Regions from separate parts of the Homo sapiens genome. Here all the other regions are linked to region 2. Evidence: chromatin contacts called from ENCODE Hi-C data. All regions are on one chromosome and are shown on one strand. The core of a region is the stretch at or near the end of the contact, and the rest is flanking DNA. Distances in the headings are between cores, read along the strand shown.

Region 1 (2,700 bases), core at 146-2,645, 5.6 Mb after region 2:
CAGCAACCTACTGGAAGTTGCAAATTCCTAATTTGGCAGCCTGCAGCTGTGATCCATAGAAGGGAATGTTTGGAATGTCTTGGGGATGGGTGGAGACTGGGTGCTCAATTGTCCCATCTGACCCCCAAGGGCCAAATTAAGACTAATGAGCTTCCAGAGGTTGTCCCTATGGCCAAGTGTTTGGCACCTCCCCATAAGGGAGGAGACCACCCCTCATATTGTCTTATGCCCAATTTCTGCCTCCAAAGAAAGAAAAAGTAAAAACTAAAAGGCAGAAATGAAATCCACAAACAGACAGCCTGGTGCCACACCCTGGGCCTGGTAAAGATCGACCCCGACCTAATCGGTTATGTTAACTATAGATTACAGACATTGTATAGAAAAGCACTGTGAAAATCCCTATCCTGTTCCAGTCTAATTACCGGTGCTTGCAGCCCCTAGTCACATACCCCCTGCTTGCTCAATCAATCATGACCCTCTCACGCACACCTCCTTAGAGCTGTGAGCCCTTAAAAGGGACAGGAATTGCCCATTCAGGGAGCTCGGCTCTTGAGACAAGAGTCTTGCCCATGCCCCTGGCCGAATAAACCCCTTCCTTCTTTAACTCGGTGTCTGAGGAGTTTCGTCTGCGGCTTGTCCTGCTACATCCATAGGGCCGCCCTTCTCTAAAGTTGTTGTAACCTTCCCCCAAGCAGGAATCCACTTCTGCTTTAGGAAGCAGTGGGAAAAAGACCATGCTTTAGAGTCAAGACAGTCCTAAATTAAAATATCGGCTCATTTAATCAATTTCTGCTTCAGTTTAACCGTCTTCAAAATGGAGATAATAATAACACTAATTACCCAAGTGGGGTACTGTGAGAATGAGCTATACAGCACATATCTCAATGCTTGGCTCACAGTAGGTGCTTAATGCAATCAATGAAAGCTATGATGTGCATTATAAGGAATCAACAGACAGCACTGTCCAGGGAAGACTAGACTCACTCATGAAGTGTTAAGTTCCCCATCAGTAGAGCGTGTGCAAGCACTTCTTGGTGCCCAAAGGATTCCAGCACCCACAACAGGTTGGCCTAACTCTTAAGGTCTCTCCAGCTTCCAGAGATCATGCTCCTCAGGGTCTGACTTCTAGTCCCCACGCTTCAAGTAACACCGACCAGGCACGTGTGCCCAGCGTGCACCCCGCCTGTCGGTCACCGCCTACTGTCAATAAAGTTGATTTGAGGCGGCTCCAGGCAGAGGGGCACGGCCACCCACACGCCACCTCAGCCCGGCCCCGCGGCCCCTCACCCGGTGGGCGGGTGGGCGGGTCACGCAGCCGGCGCGCCTTGCCATTGGCCCGCGCCGGTGGAGGCGGGGCCTGCTCACGTCTGCCGGCCCCTCTGTTGTCGTTTGGCAGCGGATAGAGGACACGACCAAGATGGCGGCGGTGTCTGGCTTGGTGCGGAGACCCCTTCGGGAGGTAGGCAGCAGCGCGCGGCCTGTATTCCCACGCGACCCCTGCCCACCCTGCGTCCCGCCGTCATCTTCCTCTCTCCCTGCCAGGTCTCCGGGCTGCTGAAGAGGCGCTTTCACTGGACCGCGCCGGCTGCGCTGCAGGTAACAGGCGCGGGTGCTCGTCGGACGAGGGCGGGGAGGGTCCCCCCTTCTCTCGGGAAGGAGGCCGGAGTCGCGCCTGCGCTGTGGCCTTCCGGCGCCGTGGGCCTTGGGTTTGCGGAGCCAGCATCCTCCGTGGAGCTCCTGCTGCCTCTGTCGCCGCCTGGCAATTAGCACACCGGCGAGTCACCACCTCACAGCTGGCTGGGCAATGGGGGAAAACTAAGACTAGGCGTTTCCTCCCTCACTCCATGTTTTTTTCTTTAAATTGCAGCAAAATAGACCTAACTTAAAATGTACTTTTTAGAAGTGTATAATTCAGTGGCATTAAGTACATTCACCATGTTGTACAACCATTAACCACCATCCATTTCCAGAACTTTTTAATCATCCCAAGCAGAAACTGTCCATTACTCGGTAACTCCTCATTTCCCTTCCCCAAACCCCTGGTAACCCCTGTTGTACTTTTCTGTCTTTATGAGGTTGCCTATTCTAGAACTTCTTATAAGTGGCATCATTTGTCCTTTTGTGTCTGGCTTATCTCAGCGTAATGTCCTCAAGGTTCATCCATGTTGTAGCATGCGTCAGAGTTTGATTCTTTCCTAAGGCTGAATAATATATATATGTATATTTTTTTGAGATAGTCTCCCTCTGTCACCCAGGTTGGAGTGCAGTGGCGCGATCTCAGCTCACTGCAACCTCCACCTCCTGGGCTCAAGGGATTCTCGCGCCTCACACTCCTGAGTAGCTGTGATTAGATGCCGGTGCCACCACACCGGGCTAATTTTTGTATTTTTAGTACAGACAGGGTCTCACCATATTGCCCAGGCTGGTCTTGAACTCCTGGCCTCAAGTGATCTGCCTGCCTTGGCCTCCCAAAGTGCTAGGATTACAGGCATGAGCCACCTCGCTCAGCCCGACATTTTCTTTTTTTTTTTTGAGACGGAGTTTTGCTCTTGCTGCCCAGGCTAGAGTGCAGTGGCACTATCTCAGCTCACTGCAATCTCTGCCTCCTGGGTTCAAGCAATTCTGCCTCAGCCTCCCGAGTAGCTGGGATTACAGGCACCCGCCACCACACCCGGCCAATTTTTGTATTTTTAGTAGAGA
Region 2 (2,700 bases), core at 37-2,536:
GATGATGCCTACTGCCTGTGAGATGTGGCAGTCTCACCTGTTTCAGCAGCTGTGTAAACTGGTTCAGCTCTTTTGGAAAACCATTTAACATTAAATATCCCCAAGTCACAAAATCCTTCTTCCCTTTGTCCGTTATTCCTTCATGGGATTTTATGCTAAGGAAAAAGATGCAAAACATGAAGTGATCTAGACATCCAAAGTCTTCATCCAAGTTTTTATATTAGGTAAGTAAAAACTCTGGTCAACCTAAAGACACCTCTAACAGAGGGAAGAGTGAAAGTAAATTATGGTAAATCCATTAGATGGAATTTAGGCCAGGCATGGTGGCCCACACCTGTAATCCCAGCACTTTGGACGACTGAGGCGGGGGAATCACTTGAGGTCAGAAGGTCAAGACCAGCCTGGCCAACATGGTGAAACCCCGTCTCTACTAAAAATACAAAAATTAGCCCGGCATGGTGGTGCAGGCCTGTAATCCCAGCTACTTGGGAGGCTGAGGCAGGAGAATCGATTGAAGCTGGGAGGCAGAGGTTGCAGTGAGCCAAGATTGTGCCACTGCACTCCAGCCTGGGTGACAGGGCAAGACTCCGTTTCAAAAAAAAAAGGAATTTAATGTAAAGATTACCACCTCTGAAGATCTGTAGCAATGTGAACAAAAGGAAGCTGAAAATGCAGGCATGTAATGATTTAATTTATGTGTAAACAAAACGATGATGCTGTTGTACTATGACGTAGAATCCTGGGTGCAGTTTTTTTTTCTTCTTAAAACCGCAGAAAGAATGTGGATTTTAGAGTTCTAGATAGGGGTTTTCATTTAGGCCTTGCGACATGGCTGTTACATGACCTTGGTTGGTCTGTTTCCCTAACCTCTTTGTGCCTCATTTGTCTTACCTACTAAATAGGCTAATAGTACTACCTCGCAGCATGAAGATGATTTTAATAAGATGAATGAGAGTAACGACTCGACAAACTATGGTGATTGTTTTTATTAATGCTGTTATTACATTTTCAGTTTTCAAAAAATTTTAAGCTCCCATCAGTTACAAACGGAAAGTAAAATAGCTAAAAAGGGAGTGAGAAAGAGATTCAAGAAATTGGGCTTTTGAGTTGGGCTGCACCCACTCTGGGACTCCGCAGGGGGCCTTGAGGGTGGAAAAGCCCCCGTGACCACACAGGGGCGCAGGCGCCCAGGCCGGGTGAGGCGTTCCCGGAGGTGTCCAGCAGAGGACGCTGCCGGCGGAGACGGGACCGGAAGCCGGGCCGCAGGCGGCCGGGCGTATTCGCCGACTCCTCCCGCTTCCGCTGCCGCAGCCGGTCGTAACCAAGTTGTGTCCTGTCAGCCGCTGTCCCCTTCGCCGCGATGCCGCTGGAGAACCTGGAGGAGGAGGGTCTGCCCAAGAACCCCGACTTGCGTATCGCGCAGCTGCGCTTCCTGCTCAGCCTGCCCGAGCACCGCGGAGACGCTGCCGTGCGCGACGAGCTGATGGCGGCCGTCCGCGATAACAGTGAGGCCCGCACGAGCGCCGAGTCAGCGGCCTAGGCCTGGGCCGTCCCCGCGTTCCGGAGCCTGCGGGGACTTTTTTTGATGGAGCTCCAGACCCCTCTGACGGGGTCTCAGAGACCAGGCCTGGCTTCTCCGGCCCTTAGGGTTTTGCTTTGGTTTGGGGATACCCTGGGGGACCTCGACTTGCCTCAGCGGGGTCTGCATCTCTCTGTGCCGCCTTCCCCTGTAAGGGCAGCTTGGGGGAGAATCGTGAGGCATTAATATTTACCCCTGTGCTAGGCACAGAGTAAAGGCCCCGTGACTTTCTGTCAGTGGGGACTGCTCCCGGGCGCGGGGTATTCCTGTGGGAGAGTTCAGCTTGCCTGTGGAAGGGAAATTTGGGTTCGGTTCTTTCTGGCCCTTCTGTAGTGAATGTGTATGTTTGAACATATGTATGTGAGTATGTGTGTATAAAAAGTCTTTCCCTGTTTGAAGACTTTTGGAACAGAATCCGGCAAGAGCAAACCGAGGATTGCCCTCCCTCCAGCCCTAGTAGAGGTTGGCATTGCCAGGATTGGCCGTCACGCAAACCTCCCACCAGCATACGTTTATGTTTTGCCAAGCCGATTATTAAGCGCCATCGCATGCCTTCCTGTTAGTGGGGAAGAGACTGGTGGATGACTTGTGGCGGGGCGGGGGGTGAAATACGTGGGCAGACTTTGACTTGAGGGCACAAGTGTCCCCACTCACACATCCCTCTTTTTGCATGTTAGACATGGCTCCTTACTATGAAGCCTTGTGCAAATCCCTCGACTGGCAGATAGACGTGGACCTACTCAATAAAATGAAGAAGGCAAATGAAGATGAGTTGAAGCGTTTGGATGAGGAGCTGGAAGATGCAGAGAAGAATCTAGGAGAGAGCGAAATTCGCGATGCAATGATGGCAAAGGCCGAGTACCTCTGCCGGATAGGTGACAAAGTGAGTAGAGATGGTTTTCCCTCTCTGTAGTTAGTATAGGCTAAAATTGGAGACTATTCCAGGTAATCGTTTCTCATTAAAAAAATTAACTTCGTTTTAGAAAAAGTATAAAGGTAATCATGCTTGCTTGTACTGGTGAATCAATGTAAAGATGAAAAAGTCGTCTCCATGAAATGCCTTGTCATTTCCCCAAACAGCAGCTAGGGCTGTATTCTTCCCCATTTCACCCCATGCCGAT
Region 3 (2,700 bases), core at 19-2,518, 5.0 Mb before region 2:
TTCAATCTGATTTTTTAAAAGAAAAATAATTCTTTTTTGCAGAGTTCCTTGCAGTGGGGTAAAATATTCAAATATGGGAGGCAGGCATATAAGGTAAATAATCACAGCAGGGAGGGTGTAATAGGATGAGTGATAGGGGTCTGTGGCAAACTGGAGTGAGTGAAAATTATTTGGTGACCACTCTGGCTGACTATTCCCATGCTTGGTATTCATATTTTTCAAAAGCAGCTGGAAATCTAGATTTTTGAATGAAATCTGGCTTTTAGTTAGGATTTTGTCTTTAACTTGGGCCCAAACCAAATATAGCTGCAGACTGGATTAGGAAGGCCACCAATTTAAGGTATTTTCCCATGTCCAAATGTTCGAAGAGAATGCACACAGAAAAGGTTATGTTTTAAGTAATATGCACAGTGCACATTGTTAGGATAACAGCTTTAGTGCTTCCTAGGTGTCTTAGTCCATTTGGACTGCTGTAACAAATTGCCATAAACTGGGTGGCTTATAAGCAGTAGCAATTTGTTTCTTAACAGTTCTAGAGGCTGAGAAGTCCAAGATAAGGAGCCGGCAGATTTGGTGTCTGGTGAGGGCTGCTATTCTGGCTTAGAGTTGGTGCCTTCTTGCCGTGAGCTCCCTTGGGCCTCTCTTATAAGGGCACTAACCCCATTTATGAGGGCTCCATCATCATCTAATCATCTCCTAAAGGCTCCCCTTAATACTGTCCCATTGGAGATTAGGTTTCAACATAGGAATTTGTGCAGGGGACACCGACAGACCACAGTATTAGGGGTATTTTGACTGCAGCAATGAGTTTACTACTATTTTGAGAGAGAGGTTGTGCTTTATGCACCATGTGTTCCACGAGTTGGACACAGTGTTCATACGTGATCCTGTCTTTTAGGCAAGCCCAAACAAGTGTTTCTCCTTACAATACCAAGTTAATACAGAGCTTATTAAATATTTGAGACAAAGGGCTAAGAGAAGTGTGAGGCCCAATTTCCCTTTGCAATTATTGCTGGCAAGGTGCAAGCTTTTAGCACGTGAACTATTTTCCTGGAAAGCACACACACGAAAACTTGAATATTCCTTCCGGGGAAATCGACCTCTATCGGTAGCCATAGCTTCCCCTTCGCTAAGAACTGCTGTAAGCACGAAATCGACATCAATAGAAACCCTTCCGCGTTCCTCGGTAACTAACGGCAACCCTGCGCTCCCGGATGTGACGTCAACGTTCTTCTGTTCTTCCGTCTGTCGACCGAACTCTGGGCTCGTAGATTTGGTTGCTGTGTACGTGGAAGAAGCAAGCGCATGCGCACATGGGCCCCCTTCGTCTCAGCTGTGCGGGAACGGCCGAGGGTAACATCCCGGGCTCGCGGGAGGCTGTCGGGGTAATGGCCACACGCTGACAGAACCAGCCGAGTGGAAAAGGGGAGCGAAGCCGTTCCTCTGCACCCTTCCCCAGGCCTGAGGCCTTCCCGCTTGGTGCTGCCGCCGCCACTGCCGGCTGAGGAGGGGCGATGAGTTGGTTCAACGCCTCCCAGCTCTCCAGCTTCGCTAAGCAGGCCCTGTCCCAGGCCCAGAAGTCTATTGACAGGGTTCTGGACATCCAGGAAGAGGAGCCGAGCATCTGGGCCGAGACCATTCCGTATGGAGAGCCGGGTAAGAGAGAGAGGAGCGGGGTTCCTGGCTCCCGGAGGCTGCTGTTCTCTTGATGCAGGCAGGTTAAGTGGTGTAGAGAGGGGTCCTTCCTTGCTGAGAGAGTTTTCAGGAAGTAATTTCTCCCCGGCCCGTTCCCTAATGCTGCTTCAGCCTCCAAGTCGGTCTTTGCTGTTTTCCTGAGGGAAAACCCAGATCCAGGTTCCCCCTTGTCTTTCTTTGGTCCTGGGTGCGAGGCTTGTGGACTTGGATGACAGGGGACTTGGTTGGTTGGTCTTGCCCTCAAGCTCTCCCTCGACGCAGCTTCCAAGCACAACCTTCCCGAACCTGAACCTCGAATTGCTTCGCGTCTCGGGCACTGTTGGGATCCAAGGTCTGAAGTACGTAAATCATCAGGGAAGGGAAGAACAATCGCTAACAGTCAGTGAACATTTCGCGCTTGGTAGCGCGTAATGTGGTTTTATGTTGTTGTTGAGACGGAGTCTCACTCCGTCGCCCAGGCTGGAGTGCAGTGGCGCGATCTCGGCTCACTGCAACCTCCGCCTCCCAGGTTCTAGCGATTCTCCTTCCCCAGCCTCCCTAGTAGCTGGGATTACAGGCGCCCACCACCACGCCCGGCAACTTTTTGTATTTTTAGTAGGGACGGGGTTTCACTATGTTGGCCAGGCTGGTGGAACTCCTGACTTAAGGCGATCCACCCACCTCGGCCTCCTAAAGTGCTGGGATTACAGGCACGAGCCTGTAATGTGCTTTTTTATGGCCTTCTCATCTTCAGAACAACTCCCAGAGAGAGCTTGGTTTATATCCGTGTTTTACATAAGAGGAAAATGAGGCCCAGAATGGCCAAGTAACTTGCTCTAGGTCACACGGCGGAGGAGGATTAGAATGTGCCGGAGGTATTAGCCGGAAAATGTGTGACCCAAGATTTCTGGATGGTATCACATTTTATTTCTGAATAGCCAAGTCTCTCTTTGCAGTTTCATTGAGCTTAATCTTTCAGGGATCTTCATTCAGTTGCTTTTGACTCTTAAGTCTAAGGAACAGTTC
Region 4 (2,700 bases), core at 161-2,660, 7.5 Mb after region 2:
CTATAAATTAAGTTATCATACCACCATTTTTTAATAATGCTGTTACCAAAACTCCTCACATAAGTTAAAGGAACAAGATATATTTAACCGCCATTCATTAGTTTCATAATGAACTCATGACTAAAACATTCTATGGAGTGCTGGAGCATCGATATGACTACTAACAATGCCATCAAGGTTAGTAACTGCTTGAGCAAAGAGTACCACTTTCAATATTTCAAATAATACATAGTGATATTTAGTATGGTGCTTTATACGTGCATATCAGAAGCAAAGGCATAAAGTAACAGTAGCCACTGCCAACAAAACTTGAACGTCTGTTAAGGTCCTAAAACTCCACTGAGAACAAAAATGGCAGCCCATACATACAGTCCATAATTCAGAGAGAGAAAATTAAATCCAGCAAGCCAGTCAAGGGAGAGAGAGGCTGGGAAAGGTCTGATTAGGAATGCGAAATTTGCGGTGTTGCTCAGGTAGGGGAAATCAAATTACCTCACCTTAACTATTAAAGGTAAAACACTGGAAAGAATAGGTTTTACGGCTTTCCTTATTGTAGGGTTATGAACAGTTCGTGTTTATGTTGGTGAAACGTCACCAAGAAAGAAAAGAGCTTCAATGGTAAAGTACCTTCAATGACGCACTGCACTGTAATCTCCTTAAGGGACACACTATCTTATTTATTTCCATATCCCCAGATTCTAAAACATAATAACATTTGCTGAACGATGTGTAGTTAGGTCTGAGTTTGGTGGCTTCTCATCTTCTCAAAATATCAAACTTGCGAGTGATGAAGACCATGCACCAGCCCTTTTTATTTATTCACCCCTACTTAAGGAGCGCCTACTAGGTGTTAGGCACTGGTACTACATCGATTTCTTGAGAAGCCTGGTTCCCCGCCTCGTGGGCCTAAAACGAATTTGGGCGTTTCAACATTCTGCAAGACTCCAAAAACAAGGTGGCGAAGAACCCGGGGCATGGGCCAGGAGTCCTCCCCAGGAGCCGCCACGCTTCCTCTAACTGTCTCGTCATTTCTCTCCTTTCCTCCTCACCTCTCTTCCCTCCTCATCCTGAGGTAAATAAGGGACCGAAAGGGGATCACTGGCAGTTTTAATGCTAGTCATTAAGTGAAAACGTAAGGTCTGTGGAGTCGCTAAGGGCCGACCCATCTGCCTCGATCTTCTACCCGAGAACTGGGCTCTGCCCCTCTCGGCGGCGCAGGTTGGGAACGTTCTCCAGTAAAGACTCCAAGGGACAACCCAGACACACATGCCTCCCTCTCCGCTGACGACCACCTTGCTTACCCCAGCTTACCCCAGCTTACCCCTGCTTACCCCAAGTTCATGGCCTGACCTCGCACTCTCTCCACAGAACGCTCAAGCCCCTTGTGTACGTCGGTTGCCGCCGCCGCTCAGCAAGCGCTACGCCAATTGGATATAGGGGTGCCGGCGAGCTGAGCAAGTGGACCAATCAGGGTGGGGCATGCTGGCGGGTGCGCTGAGCTGGGCCGGGGCTCCCGCGGGGACGGTTGCGTATGCCGTTTGTTCCCCTTTTGTGCCCCGTTTGTGCCGTTTGTTCCCCTACGCACAGCGGAATTTGGCCTGACCCGGCTTATGAGTCTAAAGCTTCGGTGGCGGAGACCTGCGCTTCTCGCAATTGTAGCCTTCCAAAGCGCGTACACAGACACACACACACACACACACACACACACACACACACACACACACACACACACACACACACACCTTTTTGGGGTCACCATTTGCAAGTAAGTTACAGACATTGTAACACTTAACCCTTTAACATTGCAGACATTGTAACACTTAACCCTTTAACATTGCAGCATGTATCTCCTAAGAATAGATGTTCTGCTACATAACCGCAGTACAATTATTATACCTAAGATCATTAATTTCATAATAATTCTCTTCCCGATTTAATTTCCCCCACTTGTCCTAAGAATATCTTATAGGCATTTTATTTAGAAAGCAAGAGCCAATCGCGCCACTGCATTCCAGCAGCTTGGGCGACAGAGTGAGACTCCGTCTCAAAAAAAAAAAAAAAAAATGCAAGAGCCGATCAAGGATCACACATTACATTTGGTTGTTAAGTATCTTTGCACACACTCTTTCCAGACAAAAACAATGAAAGGTATTAATTATTAAATGCCTGACAAACCTTTACTTTTTTATTTTTTATTGTTGTAATATGTGTGTTAAAATTTGCTATTTTTAGCCATTTTCAAGTGACAATTCCATGATACAATGTTGTGGAATACGCCAGTATATTTTTCCAAAAGCTTTTTAGTACCCCCAAATAAAAATTCTGTACCCATTAAGCAACAACTTCCCATTTTCCTCTCCCCTCAATCCTAAGAAACCTCTAATCTTATTTCTGTCTCTAGGAATTTGCCTATTATAGATACTTCATGTCATAAAAGTGGAATCATACAATATTTGTCCTTTTGTGTCTTCTCTCAAGTAACATAATGTATTCAAGGTGCATCCATGTTGTAGGATGTATCAGAGCTTCATATCTGTTTATGATTGAATAGTATTCCATTCTATGTATATATATACCACAATTCGTTTACTCATTCATCCATTAATAGACATTTGGGTTGTTTCCATCTTTTAGTTATTGTGAATAATGCTGTAGTGAACACTGATGTACAAGTATCTGTTTGAATCCCTATTTTCAATT
Region 5 (2,700 bases), core at 14-2,513, 9.0 Mb before region 2:
GATGAAGGAAGAAAAAAAAACGTTATCAGTTTTCTCAAAAGCGCTCTAAAAACAAACTTTCCTCCTAGTCCTTTACCTTATTAAAAATCAATTAAATACAAAATTAAAAAAATAAGGCCTCTCAACCAAATTACCACCTCAATCCTCCAAGTTCTACTTCCAACATGTCACCCTCTTTACAGATAACAAGAATCCTCCTAAAGGGGGCACTCAACTTCACAAACCATTTTTAACGCAGTGCTTCTCGAAGTGTGGTCCGGGGGAACACCAGCATTATATTAAGCTGGGAATCCAGTGAAAATAAAAATCCCCAGGCCCCGACTCCCACCAATTGTTCATCTAAGTCCATAAATCTGCCTTTCTAAGAAGCACCAACTACCCCAAGTTGCCGTCCCCAAATGATTCTGAATGTCAAAGAATAATTCTCAAAACGCTGAAATCTCTCTACTCGAAGTTTGTAAGCCACTGTTCTCAAGCCTGTTGCGTGGAAGGCGTGCAATCAAGAACAGTGAAGGCAACCACCTCGAAATTAGGGCGCGGAAAGATGACTTCAAAAGCCCTGAAAAAGGCATACTGAGACAACTTAAAAGTTGCGATGCTACCCCCTACCCCCGCCCCCACCAACCGTTTACTTTTTCTCCCACCCCAACGCCTAGCGTACGGGTAGCCTGGTGGAGAAAAGAGGATATCTGGGAGGGAGGGGTCTGCGGGTCCGCCACTCGTCCCCTGAACGGGTGGGAGAAAGACTGGGGCCCCCGCAAGAGTTTCCCCGGCTCCCCTCCCCCAGCCCAGACGCCGGCGGCCGACACAAAGCCAGAGCGGGGCGGGAGAGAGCTGCCCACAGGGCTCCCCGCCCCTGGGGAGGTGGAGGGGGATGGGAGCCCGGGAAGCACTCTCCCCACGCCGCGCCCGGCCCCGGTCCTCGGAACCATCCGCCCTGAAAGGAGAGAAGAGCGAGCCGGAGAAGGTGAGGGGGAATGGAGAGGGGGCAGCTACCCCCACCTTTCAGCGCCTCCTGGAGCCTCTCGACGTCCATGGCTTCCCGGAGTCCCTCACAGCCTCCGCCTCCCTCCGCGGGTCTCTTGGGGACCGGAACGCCTCCCCCCACCCCCCCGACGCCCTCCCCCTCCCTCGCACACACTCCGGCACGCAGGCGACCGGGGGGGGGAAACGAAGGGAGCCGGGGGAAGCGTGCGAGAGAGCAAGACCGACAGAGCGAGCACCTCCCCAAGCCGCTACCACCAACCCTCCAACATGGCGCCCGGTACGTCACCGCGCGCACGCTCCCTGCCGCCGTCCTCGCTCCCGCCGCGCGCTCCGGCCCGGAACCCGAGAGCGCGTGCGCGGCCGAGGTGTGACGCTGGGGCCCAGTGGCGTCTGCGTCCCGGCGGCTTCCAGAGCCTCAGCCCCAGCCCCAGCCCCAGGCCCAGGCTCCGCGGAGCTGAAGACTGGACGGTCAGGCGAGAGGGTTGCAGGCGGACTCCTAGGCTTTGAATCCCTGCCATTTCCTCTCTGTGTGAACTTAAGCTACTTACTTCGCCTGTCTGAGCCTCATTTTCCCCATCTGTACAGTAAGGGCACTGGTACTGATGCCCTATGCAGTTGCTGTGAGAATTCAGTGTATACACTTCACGTTCAGAATGCGCCTAAAAAACGTAGAGCGAGGCCGGGCAGGGGGCTCAGGCCGGTGATCCCAACACTTTGGGAGGGAGGCCGAGGCGAGAGGATCGCTTGAGCCCAGGAGTTCGAGACCAGTCTGGGTAACAAAATGACCCCGCTCCCTCGCCCTTCTCTATATAAAAATAAATACAGGCCGGGCGCGGTGACTCAAGCCTGTAATCCCAGCACTTTGGGAGGCTGGGGCGGGCGGAGCACCTGAAGTCAGGAGTTGAAGACCAACCTGGCCAACATGGCGAAACCCCGTCTCTACTAAAAATACAAAATGTAGTCGGGCGTGGTCGCTCGTGCCTGTAATCCCAGTTACTCGGGAGGCTGAGGCACGAGAATCGCTTGAATCCAGGAGGCGGAGGTTGCAGTGAGCCGATATCGCGCCACTGCCTCCAGCCTAGGCGACAAAGCGAGACTGTTTCAAAAAAATAATAATAAAATTAACAATACATACATACACTAAGCATTGCTAATAATCCTAACAAGAATACCTCCCTGCTTAACCCAACGTTCGTTCGTCACTGGCCCACCTGTGGCAAGAAGTAATGTATACAGCAAAGTCATTAAGAGCTCAAGGTTTGGAATCAATATTCAAATCCCAACTCAACTACTTACTCCTTGTGTGGCCCTGAAGTAGTTACCTAAACTCAGGCAGCTTCAGGGTTCTTATTTATAAAATGAGGGTTGTAAAACGGCCACGAGGATTGAGTGAAATGGCAAATGTGAAACATTTGGCACAGTGCGTGAAACCTGGAACACTCAACGTGGCTGGGTTTTTATTACCACTGTTAGCATTATTACATGACATAATCTCCCAGGAGGTAGGAGAGGGCGGAAACCTCAGAAGTCCTCTGCAGCCCTGACATTTTACAAATGGGAAAGCTGTGTCACAGACAGCAAGTCTGGGGAGACAGAACTAGAACCCAGAACCCAAATCATCTGGCTCCCAGCCAGTGCGTGGACATTTTTATACTCATCTGTGAGCTTTTAAAAGAAAAGGTACTGCCCGGGCACGGTGGCTCACACCTGTAT

The links. Hi-C counts contacts between places; a loop is a spot of excess contacts on that map. Pooled maps may share reads with other maps.
Region 1: a loop to region 2 is called in a pooled map, with 14 times the contacts of the local background. The contact joins the promoter of PDHB here to the promoter of PSMD6 in region 2. A Hi-C loop is called at or near these places in 4 of 50 pooled maps.
Region 3: a pooled map shows a loop between it and region 2 (4-fold over the local background). The contact joins the promoter of TMF1 here to the promoter of PSMD6 in region 2. A Hi-C loop is called at or near these places in 4 of 50 pooled maps.
Region 4: a loop to region 2 is called in a pooled map, with 6 times the contacts of the local background. The contact joins the promoter of CCDC66 here to the promoter of PSMD6 in region 2. A Hi-C loop is called at or near these places in 2 of 50 pooled maps.
Region 5: a pooled map shows a loop between it and region 2 (5-fold over the local background). The contact joins the promoter of PPP4R2 here to the promoter of PSMD6 in region 2. A Hi-C loop is called at or near these places in 2 of 50 pooled maps.

What each region holds. Positions count from the first base shown.
Region 1 is chr3:58,432,527-58,435,226 of GRCh38, reverse strand. It overlaps PDHB (pyruvate dehydrogenase E1 subunit beta), which reads left to right and starts at 1,395. Exons shown (of 10, transcript NM_000925.4): 1 at 1,395-1,459; 2 at 1,543-1,596. The coding sequence starts at 1,418. It overlaps LOC107986092 (a long non-coding RNA gene), which reads right to left and starts at 1,632. Exons shown (of 4, transcript XR_007095933.1): 1 at 985-1,632. RefSeq lists enhancers at 1-377, 1,420-1,639 and a silencer at 1,120-1,359.
Region 2 is chr3:64,022,080-64,024,779 of GRCh38, reverse strand. PSMD6 (proteasome 26S subunit, non-ATPase 6) reads left to right here and starts at 1,286. Exons shown (of 8, transcript NM_014814.3): 1 at 1,286-1,505; 2 at 2,257-2,462. The coding sequence starts at 1,361. LOC105377121 (a long non-coding RNA gene) reads right to left here and starts at 705. Exons shown (of 3, transcript XR_940906.3): 1 at 629-705; 2 at 38-155. RefSeq lists a silencer at 1,078-1,177 and enhancers at 740-1,361, 1,328-1,677, 1,362-1,984.
Region 3 is chr3:69,050,901-69,053,600 of GRCh38, reverse strand. TMF1 (TATA element modulatory factor 1) reads left to right here and starts at 1,268. Exons shown (of 17, transcript NM_007114.3): 1 at 1,268-1,656. The coding sequence starts at 1,515. RefSeq lists an enhancer at 1,207-1,676.
Region 4 is chr3:56,555,885-56,558,584 of GRCh38, reverse strand. It overlaps CCDC66 (coiled-coil domain containing 66), which reads right to left and starts at 1,410. Exons shown (of 18, transcript NM_001141947.3): 1 at 1,332-1,410. The coding sequence starts at 1,342. RefSeq lists enhancers at 995-1,154, 623-1,294, 1,295-1,967.
Region 5 is chr3:72,995,374-72,998,073 of GRCh38, reverse strand. PPP4R2 (protein phosphatase 4 regulatory subunit 2) reads right to left here and starts at 1,263. Exons shown (of 9, transcript NM_174907.4): 1 at 1,003-1,263. The coding sequence starts at 1,036. It overlaps LOC124909395 (a long non-coding RNA gene), which reads left to right and starts at 883. Exons shown (of 2, transcript XR_007095961.1): 1 at 883-967. RefSeq lists enhancers at 279-328, 1,589-1,638 and a silencer at 779-1,408.